3 separate regions of the Homo sapiens genome follow, and all the other regions are linked to region 1. The links are chromatin contacts, found by Hi-C or POLR2A ChIA-PET in ENCODE. All regions are on one chromosome and are shown on one strand. Each heading gives the region's core, a stretch centred on a gene start or an enhancer-like site at or near the end of the contact. The rest is flanking DNA. Distances are from core to core; before and after follow the strand shown.

Evidence for each region. Hi-C counts contacts between places; a loop is a spot of excess contacts on that map. ChIA-PET counts read pairs that join two places held with the same protein, here RNA polymerase II (POLR2A). Pooled maps may share reads with other maps.
Region 2: a loop to region 1 is called in a map of naive thymus-derived CD4-positive, alpha-beta T cell, with 8 times the contacts of the local background. The contact joins the promoter of SLC9A7 here to the promoter of UBA1 in region 1. A Hi-C loop is called at or near these places in 1 of 168 maps with a recorded cell type or tissue (naive thymus-derived CD4-positive, alpha-beta T cell), 1 of 37 single-sample maps with no recorded cell type and 8 of 50 pooled maps.
Region 3: a pooled map shows a loop between it and region 1 (3-fold over the local background). The contact joins the enhancer-like site here to the promoter of UBA1 in region 1. A Hi-C loop is called at or near these places in 3 of 37 single-sample maps with no recorded cell type and 10 of 50 pooled maps. POLR2A ChIA-PET finds 5 or more read pairs at or near these places in 6 of 52 experiments (A549, CD4-positive, alpha-beta T cell, GM10248 and 3 more).

Annotation. Positions count from the first base shown.
Region 1 is chrX:47,192,271-47,195,491 of GRCh38, reverse strand. UBA1 (ubiquitin like modifier activating enzyme 1) reads right to left here and starts at 1,663. Exons shown (of 26, transcript NM_003334.4): 1 at 1,468-1,663. RefSeq lists silencers at 1,391-1,540, 1,635-1,823 and an enhancer at 1,581-1,760.
Region 2 is chrX:46,757,494-46,760,714 of GRCh38, reverse strand. SLC9A7 (solute carrier family 9 member A7) reads left to right here and starts at 1,597. Exons shown (of 17, transcript NM_001257291.2): 1 at 1,597-2,010. The coding sequence starts at 1,686. RefSeq lists silencers at 1,316-1,665, 1,686-1,825.
Region 3 is chrX:47,539,810-47,543,030 of GRCh38, reverse strand. No RefSeq gene overlaps it. Among named protein-coding and RNA genes, the nearest start is that of ARAF, 20 kb to the left of the region's middle. RefSeq lists an enhancer at 1,547-1,841. Within about 2 kb of position 1,695, at least 18 of the 41 ENCODE cell types and tissues checked have a DNase peak (open chromatin) inside an H3K27ac peak, as active enhancers do.

The DNA of each region.
Region 1 (3,221 bases), core at 414-2,913:
ATCACCTGAGGTCAGGAGTTCGAGACCAGCCTGGGCAATATGGTGAAACCCCATCTCTACTAAAAATACAAAAAATTAGCCAGGCGTGGTGGTGCATGCCTGTAATCCCAGCTACTCGGGAGGCTGAGGCAGGAGAATCGCTTGAACCCAGGAGGTGGAGGTTGCAGTGAGCTGAGATGGCGCCACTGCACTCCAGCCTGGACGACATAGTGAAACAATTCTGTCTCGGAAAAAAGAAAAAGAAAAAGAAAACAAGAAGGCCTGTGGGGGGAAGGGACATCTGACAATGATCCTGGGGTCCAAGGAGGCTGAAAGCAGAAGCTGAAAACCCCTGACTGCAGACGTTAGGGACCTTGAAACGATCTGAGGGCAGATTCTGAGGCCTGATGTGAGGATAAGGGATCTGTGAAAAAAGCAGCTAGAACCCAGGTTGGTTTTTGAAGGCAGAGGCTGGGTCTAGGGTGGGGTTGGGGAGGCGAGTCTCTGATGGAAGGGGCTAGAAGCCAACGGGATCTGCAAGAGCAGATGCTCGCAGGGGCTCTTTGATGGAGGATTATGTATCCAAACAGTTCCTCCCTGGTATCTGGTGCACTGGAAGGCTCTGGGGGTTCAAGGTGCCTGATGGGGAAGATGCTGAGGCCTCTCAGTAGTCTCTGAATACTGGAAGTATAAAAAGCGAGAAATTCCATAAAAGTAGAGAAAGTGTCAAAGGACAGAGTCTAGGAATTGAAGAGTCTCTCAAGGCAGATGGTAAGAGGGGTCTCTGAGTAGAAATACTGGGCAGAGTCTCTGATGGAAGATGCTAGGGCCAGGGTGGGGTTAGGAGACCTGACGTGTGGCGAAGAGGGGCCCCCGACACAAAGGCCAGGCCCAAATGGCCTTTCACAGGGTCTAGTACCCCTGGAAGCTCTGAGCGCGGCTAGCATGTGTGTGGGATGGGGGTCTGAAGGAAAATGCTAAAGAGGACTCTCTTACAGAGATAAAGGGCCTATGGACCCCTTCGAGATCTAGCCCGTCCTGGAAGCCTTGAGGACAAATACTGAGAAGCTAGGAAGTGTCTCAAAGGAGATTCTGGGGCAGGTCTTTAACGGCATTCAATGGTGAGGAGCTCTGATCAGCAATGCTGATCCACGTAAATCTCTATTGGAGACTGGGGAAGAGTTCTGATCTGAGATACAAGGTTCGGGACGGAGTCAGGTCCCAGACTAGAGATGTTGGGCGTGAGTCTCTAAAAGCACATCCTGGGGGTCCGACTCCAAGGTCAGATTTTGCAACCAGAGGGAGCCGGAGTGGTCCTGGCCGGGGAAAGTCGGCCCCGCCCCAGGATCCGCTCCCCCTCCCTACTCCGCTGATTCCTGGCTCCCGAGTCACCGCGGCCCGCCCCGACAGCAGCGTGGCTCAGGGCCCTCCAGTGCCTCCCCGAAACCCCTGCCCAGGGCGAGGCGCAGTGAAAGGACGTTTTTTTACCAATGCCGGTTCCCCGGGTCGCGCCGCCGCCAACTCCTCAAGGAGCCGAAGCCAAGCCCGGCCGCCACCCTCCTCCTTCTCCTCCTCCCCGCCGCCTGGGCCGCCTAGAATCGCCGCTGCCGCCTTCTCCTCCCCCGGCCGTTGTGGTTGTGGTTGTCCCTGCCACCTCCTTACAGCCGAGCCGCCGACACAAGATGGCGGACGCTGAGCCTGGGGCCGGAACAAAACCTTGGGCCCCACCCCCAGAAACCCGGATGCAAGCGGGCCGCGCCTACTTATGAATCATGCATAAAGTTCCCTACTCGGTTGCGATTCATTCGGTTAGAAGTGGAACAGCACCACCTGGTGGACATTGTGGCAGTAACAACGAAAACAGGTAAAACAGAGGCCACGCCTCATGGAATGCGACTAATGAATGAATTGTTGCAGCCAGGCTGTCAAGGAAGCGAAGAAAAACCGTTAAGGCCATGCTTCCTGATTATAAGTTATGCATGAAGTTGAGTGGTTGGTAGACTAACAACCAGCAACCAGAAAGCAGATGTTAAAACATGGAAGCCACACACCCCCATTCATGAATAATGATGATCTTGCAGGGGCCCGGAAGCCAAGGAGACCCAGGCCACAACTTACTCATGAATAATGCATGAGGCCCAGTGGGTTGGAATAAAAGGGGCACGCCCGCCTATTGCTGCATCTAATACACTGTAAGCAGGGAAATGGGGCTGCTGCAGGGAAAACACACTCTCCCAGGTCCTGAATAATGAATTATGCTGCTGCAGTAGCTCAACCTGGAAACTCAGAGAGGTCAAGAAAGGTTCCACCCAATTTATGAATTATGCATAAGGCGAAGAAACACCCAAGACTGCCCTGCCCAGCAAATAGGGATTACGATGCTATAGCCAAGGCAAAGTGAGCACGCCTTCCTGTTCATGAATAATGAAAGATGTCACTGCAGTGCCACCAGAAAACCCAGGGGACGTGTACTCCCTGCCCCCACCTCCCCTCTCCACGCCTCCCTCCATTCTCCCCGCCTCAGGAACAAGGGCTGCCTTGGTCCAATCAAACCCAAACTCACTACATGTCTTTGGCAGGTGCCTCAGTTTCCACAACTGTAAAATGAGGATAGTAATGTGTTATTATGAAAATCAGATGACGCCTGTAATCCCAGCACTTTAGGAGGCCGAGGCGGGTGGATCACCTGAGGTCAGGAATTGGAGACCAGCCTGGCCAAGATGGTGAAACCCTGTCTCTACTAAAAATACAAAAATTAGCTGGGCATGTTGGCGGGCGCCTGTAATCCCAGCTACTGGGGAGGCTGAGGCAGGAGAATCGCTTGAACTCGGGAAGCAGAGGTTGCAGTCAGCCGAGATCGCGCCATTGCACTCCAGCTTGGGCGACAAGAGAGAAACTCCGTCTCAAACAAAAGAAAATCAGAGAATATAAATTATGGGATGAGCCTTAGAACATTGCTGGCACAAGGCACTGTTAAATTTTTAAAATATTATATATTAATATAAAAGTAATATGTTAAGATATGTAAATATATATTTACATTAATATAAAATTAGTTATGAATACTCAGCCACTAGAGAAACCCCCAACTTGGGCCACTGCTTCCCCATCCATAAAATAGGAATAACAGCAACTTACCTTGCGATGGAGTTTAAATGAAGAAATAAGTAGAAAGGGCTTAGACCAGTGCCTGGCACATGCTAAGTGTTATATTAGTAGTAGTAGTACTATCAAATGGCGGC
Region 2 (3,221 bases), core at 348-2,847, 430 kb after region 1:
GCCCCTTCTTGATGGGGGATGGTAAGGTTCTGGGATTGGAAATATGATTGTGGCCATCTTTTTAAAAAATACAATCCGCCACAAATACTAAGAAGTCTGTACTTTTAAGGTAGCTCCTGAGTTGCCCTTTTCTAAAGAGAGAAATTCTGTCCTTGAGTACTGGGCACCCAAAGGGGCATAATATTATGACCAACACAGTGCCCATCCAGGTTTTAAGTATTTGCAATTTTATTGGAAACCTGTGTGGAACTTCAAGGTATACGGATGTTTGCAGGGGCTGAGTGACTGCCTAGAGGAGTTGGGAAAGGGGCTAGCTAAAATGTAGATGAAGAGATTTCCCTGCTTTAAAGAAACCACTAAACAGCTTTGGCAGAGTGCTCACCTACAGGGGAACCAGGAAGGCTGCAGTACTCCAAAGAGTTTTCTTACCTAATGCTACCTCTACCCTATTATTTCATTTGGTTAAGCATCACCTTCTTCAATGAATCCTCTTAAAAATGCAAACTCCCCTGGGAGCGAAAACATGGGCAGTTTTGGTAGAGATTTCAGAGTGGTTCAATAAACACATGAGTACAGTGCTAAGCACTGGGAACTCAGTGATTAATCTGATCTTGTTTCTTCCTTGACCAGAGGAGCAAGGTGGATTGAAGATTCTAGTTTTCCTGAGAATTTGTTCCAAGAGGCTTCATCCTTCAGAGTCCACGCCATAATTTTGTTCAGAGCTGGGTTTGGTCTTAAGAGTCATTAAAAGACTCTCTGAGCTACCAGGTGAGCAACATAAAAGAAAGGGTCATCAGGGTAACCCCCACCCCCCACCACCACCTTAGGACCAGCTACTGCTCATCTACCAGGAATGGCAAGCGTTCAGTTCCTTCTGGTTCAACCCTATTCCCCAAGGGGATTAGTAGCACAGCGCAGACGAAGTCTATTCCCTCAAGTGAGGAAGGAGATACTTCAATGCCCTCCCCCGATTCCAACTCCTTATCAGTCCTCACATTTGAGTCTGATGAGAACAGAGGTTTGAATGAAACCTAGCAGATTCTGGGGCTGGAAGGGCAACCTGAGAGATGAGGAAAGAGAGGTGTAGGGGCTAACGTGGCTTCGGGGCTGCTCGGTTCACTGACAGCCCCCACTTTACTGGGCCCAGGGCGGCTGCACACTGGCCTGAGATTAAACACTTCGCCGTGGCGCCAGAGACGGGACTCGAGACCGCAAGGCTAGTCACTCCAAGCCGATGCTCCCGCTAGGCGCCGGCGACCTCTGGCGTCCCCTTTCGGAAGTGCGGCGGCGGCTGCCCATGAACTGGCCCCACGACCCCAGACTGCCTGGGCAGGTGCGCCAGGACGGGGTGAGAAGCGCAGAGAGGCAAGCAGCCGGCGGCCGGCCCGCAGACCCGAGGGCAACACCCGGCCCCGCCTGGGTGGCTCGGTTGGCCCGCGGGGCGGTGCGGCGTGGCGCGGCCGGGGGACGAACAGGTGCGCGGGCGGGGGGCGGTGCTTGGGGATCCTGCGCACTGCGCGCGCCCCTCCCCCGCGCGGCCCCGGGCGCAGCCCCGGCCCGGCGCGAGTAGGAGGAGGAGCTGCAGCGGCCACGGCCACTCCGGCAGGTCCGCGGTGCTGCCAGAACCCGCCGACGGCGCGGGCTGCTGGTCCCCGCTCGGAGGAGGCGCGGGGGGCCCCGGGACCATGGAGCCTGGTGACGCGGCGCGCCCTGGCTCGGGTCGGGCTACCGGGGCGCCGCCGCCGCGGCTGCTGCTGCTGCCGCTGCTGCTGGGTTGGGGGCTGCGAGTCGCGGCCGCGGCCTCGGCCTCCTCCTCTGGGGCGGCGGCGGAGGACAGCAGCGCCATGGAGGAGCTCGCTACTGAGAAGGAGGCGGAGGAGAGCCACCGGCAAGACAGCGTGAGCCTGCTCACCTTCATCCTGCTGCTCACGCTCACCATCCTCACCATCTGGCTCTTCAAGCACCGCCGGGTGCGCTTTCTGCACGAGACCGGGCTGGCCATGATCTATGGTGAGCACCCCTGTTACACCCCCCGCCCTCCACACCCCTCGGCCGCCGCGCTCCTCCTGGCGCCGCGCGGTGCTCCCCCTTCACTTGCCAACGTGTTCCGTTTCTTTTACGTTTCCCGCTGCGACGGTGTTGGTTCCCAAGGTCAACTGTCTGCATTTTCTGGCTCTCTGCTACCGTTAAAAACAATTCCACCCCTATTCCACGTTTCTGCATTGGGAACCCAGGAAAATGAAAGGGACAGAGGTGGTCCGGTTCCGTCTGCCCCGTTCGGTCTCTGTTGCAAACCTCTTACCCACCACCTCCCGCTCCAGTTGAGCTCGATAGGGTGTGTGTGCCTGCGTGGTGGCTGGAGGTGGGTGGCTTCCCAGGTGACTGCATCACCTCAGGGGACAGGCCACAGTAGGGAGTGGGGACGAAGTCTGAAAGTGTCTTTGCTTGGGTATGGGTTAGTGGGGCCTCTTGGACGCCACATCCATGGTCAGCCTGGGTGGGTACCCACTCCTGAGGTCCACATTCCCAGGTCTCTTAATGATAAAGTCAGAGCATGAAGTGTGGTGAAAGGTGAGCAGTGGTCCAGGACCCAGAGTGGGTGGCACCACCATGTCAGGCCTGGACGAGGAGACAGGCACGCCTCCTGCTCTTATGTCCCGAGTGGAAAGTTATACCCAGTTACTTGCTTTCTCAAACGAAGAGGAGCTTTTGTATTCCTAAGACGGTAACAGGGAGTGAGTTTGAGATACATTTCCGAATGTATGAAGGGGAAAAGTCGTGGTTTTAATTCCGGAGTCAGCCATCTTTTGTTGTTAGGGGTGGGCTGATGCTACCATCCTTTTCTAGATTTAATGGTACACAGTGTGTTACATGCACAGTGGTCAGTACAAATCTCCCTTTATTACATGGATGTCAGCCATAATCTGAGTCATCCCTCTTCCTCTTCTGTGCCCCCTGCCTCCCCCCTCGCCCTGCCCATGACTCCAAAGTGGAGTCAGGTATTCTCTTTTTGAATGTAATTCAGTGGTGTTAAAGCCCCTGAATTGGCATCCTCACACGAAATAGACGAGCCACTTCATGATTGTTCCCAACGGGGAAAATTTTATTTTATCACATATACTGAGGGATTTCTTTATTCAGTTTCCATCCAGGTGCCCTGATAGAGAATGGAAAGCAGAAACCTTAACCTTTAATGTGAAAATTACCCTTGGTTCTGGGCC
Region 3 (3,221 bases), core at 446-2,945, 350 kb before region 1:
ATTTTTGTATTTTTAGTAGAGACGGGGTTTCACCATGTTGGCCAGGCTGGTCTCAAACTCCTGACCTCAAGTGATCCACCCGCCTCAGCCTCCCAAAGTGCTGGGATTACAGGCGTGAGCCACCGCGCTCAGCACAAAATAAGCATTTTAAAATGCAAAACAAAATATGGTGGAAAAGAGAAGAAATCCCCTATCTTGGAACTAAAGAATGCCTACAAACATACTTATTCTGTATGTCTACATATATGTACATAGGACTTCCATGTCAGCAGGTTTGGCTCAAGGGTTTCCTGGCCCTTCCTTGTACTCACAGTTTAGAGAAGCCCTCCGTGTCTGCAATGGGTTTGATGACTGGGCCCATCCACGGGTACTGAGGAAGGCAATGCCCAGAGGGCAGAGGCCAGTTAAGGTCCAAGGAGATGAGGTCTCCCTGAAGAATAGTTGGAGGACTAAAGAATGAGTGGGGCTTAGCCAAGTGACAGCTGGGGTTGGAGTGATAGTAACAGTTCCAGTTTCCTAAGAAGAGGGGCTTGTGATCTAGATGAGGTCCCTTTTTCTTCGGAGGGTTGGGGAGTTCATGGTATGAAAAGTATCTGAATCTCTAAATATTTGTGGAATAAATGGGTAAATGATCCTTTCATTCAAAATATACTTTAATGACAGAAAGTCATCAGACAGGGTCTTCTCTTCCTTGAAATCAAGATAAAAATAACGGCACTTCATGGTGCAGTGTTTTTCATTTCTTTCTGGAAAAGATATCTGTACCCTCTGCACATAAGTGGGTGCTTCTACTTTTTGGCTACAAGGGTTAAAATGATCAGTTATATATATATAGGCTAAATAAATTACTTTCTTGTATATTATTTTACACATAAGCACCCACTTATGTTCTAAAAATTCTTTTAATACAGATTTTTAAAAATTGCTCCAAGTGTTTTTAATCTTTTTGATGGGCATATATTTACTTCCTGTCTCTTGCCTTTTTGTTGTTGTTTGTTTGTTTGTTTTGAGACAGACTGGAGTGCAGTGGCGCGATCTCGGCTCACTGCAACCACCGCCTCCCGGGTTCAAGCAATTTTCGTTCCTCAGCCTCCCGAGTAGCTGGGATTACAGGCGCCCGACACCACACCCAGCTAAGTTTCGTATTTTTGTAGAGAGAGGGTTTCACCATGTTGGCCAGGCTGGTCCCGAACTCCTGACCTCAAATAATCCACCCACCTTGGCCTCCCAAAGTGCTGGGATTAAAGGCATGAGCCACCACACCCAGCCGCTTTTTCAAACTATATTTTCTCTTTCTGAAAAGAGAATATTCAAAATAAAAGAAACACGATAATGGTGTAAAATCTGGGAAATTAAAGAATGGAGTGAAATAAGCCATAATCTCTTTAGTAGTAATCATGGTTTACCATTGTGATATATTCCTTTTTAATGCATTTTCCTCTGAAGGCTTTATATGTCTCTATATCTTTTAAATACATTTTAAAATGAGAATAGGAATCTGAGGGGAATAAAAGCTGTAATATAAAATACGCGCAGGCTCATTCACATGATGGAAATGTTTTCCAGAGCCACTGGGTATTCTTAGAAACCATTTCTACCGCCGCCTAGACTAAAAGGAAGTGCAGACACCGTCAGTTGTTAGCTGACCGGCTGCAACTGGAACCTGAGAGCCCTTTGGCTGGAGTGTGGGAGGAGAGGAATTCTCGTTCCTGATTTGCTGATTGGTGTCTGCAGTGTCTTCTGTGTATGCCTGACTGTGGCTCAGAATACAGGGCCCTCTGCTGGGCTATGTGGAAAATTCCATCCAGGGAATTTTCTGGAAAGAACCGAGCCATGGAGAATGTAGGGGAAATATTCTAAGAACTAAAGAAAACAACTAAGTACTCATTTGACTTGATACAAGTTGGAAACTGCTTGGCAGATACAATATTGACGTGGTCAAATTAGAAAGCTCACCCCCCACACACACATCCACCCTCCTTTTTGTTATAAACATCTGAGATGTACTGCTGTGTGAAGTTTATTTTTAAAAGTTAATGACTAAAATGGGCCGGGCACAGTGGCTCACGCCTGTAATCCCAGCACTGTGTGAGGCTGAGGTGGGTGGTGGTGCACACCAGTCATACCAGCTACTCGAGAGGTTGAGAGGTAAGAGAATTGCTTGAACCCTGGAGGCGGAGGTTTTAGTGAGCTGAGATCGTGCCACTGCACTGCATCCTGCTAGACAGAGCGAGACTCTCTTAAAAAGAAAAAAAAGAGTTAGTGACTCAAATGGTACACTTTTATCATCACTCTGGAAAGCAAAACTGTGTAATTTTAAATATTCATACGTTTATTATCTTCAAAATCTAAATGAACTTTTGTTTTTTATTTGTTTTTATTATTATTATTATTATTATTTTGGGACAAGATCTCGCTCTGTCACCTAGACTGGAGTGCAGTGGCGCTATCATAGCTCACTGCAGGCTTGAACTCACAGGCTCAAGCCATCCTCTCACCTCATCATCCCCCCCACCAACTGCAGCCCCACCACCACCTCAGCTCCCCCACCAGTAGCTGGGACTACAGGCGTGCACCACCATGCCTGGCTAATATTTTTTATTATCTTTGTAAAGACGAGGATCTCCCTATGTTGCCCAGGCTGGTCCCAGACTCCTGGGCTCAAGTCATCTTCTGTCCTTGGTCTCCCAAAGTGCTGGGATACACCCATGAGCCACCGCACCCAGCCTGTTTTTTTTTTTAAATATTAAACTTCCTATCCACCTGGAGTAGTGTAAACTTGTTCTGTGATTTGGCAGTTTTCTTCTCAGAATCACTTGTCTCTAGCCACATGTTGGAGCAGAGAATGTCATGAAACCATTGGTTTAGGTGCTGGGTGTAGGCTCATTCTTTGCTCCTCATATAACCTAGTTAGTTAAGATATTAACAAAAGAGAAGAGGGTAATATCTAAATATAGACTTTTATATAATGAGATACTAATACATCCATTAAAACAAATGCACTCACTTGGAAAGATGCCATTATTTTACTGCCAAGTGAATAAAAATAGCTTGCAGAGCAGTAAGTACTCACTGATCTCATTTTCCTTAAAAAAATTATCTTGGTATAAGATCAGCAAAATGTTCCAAAGCACATGCAAAGAATTAAAATTTTGGGGGGCCTAATTCATTGCTTTTTTTTCGTGACTTCTAATTTGTCAATTATAAAAATATTTTCCCTG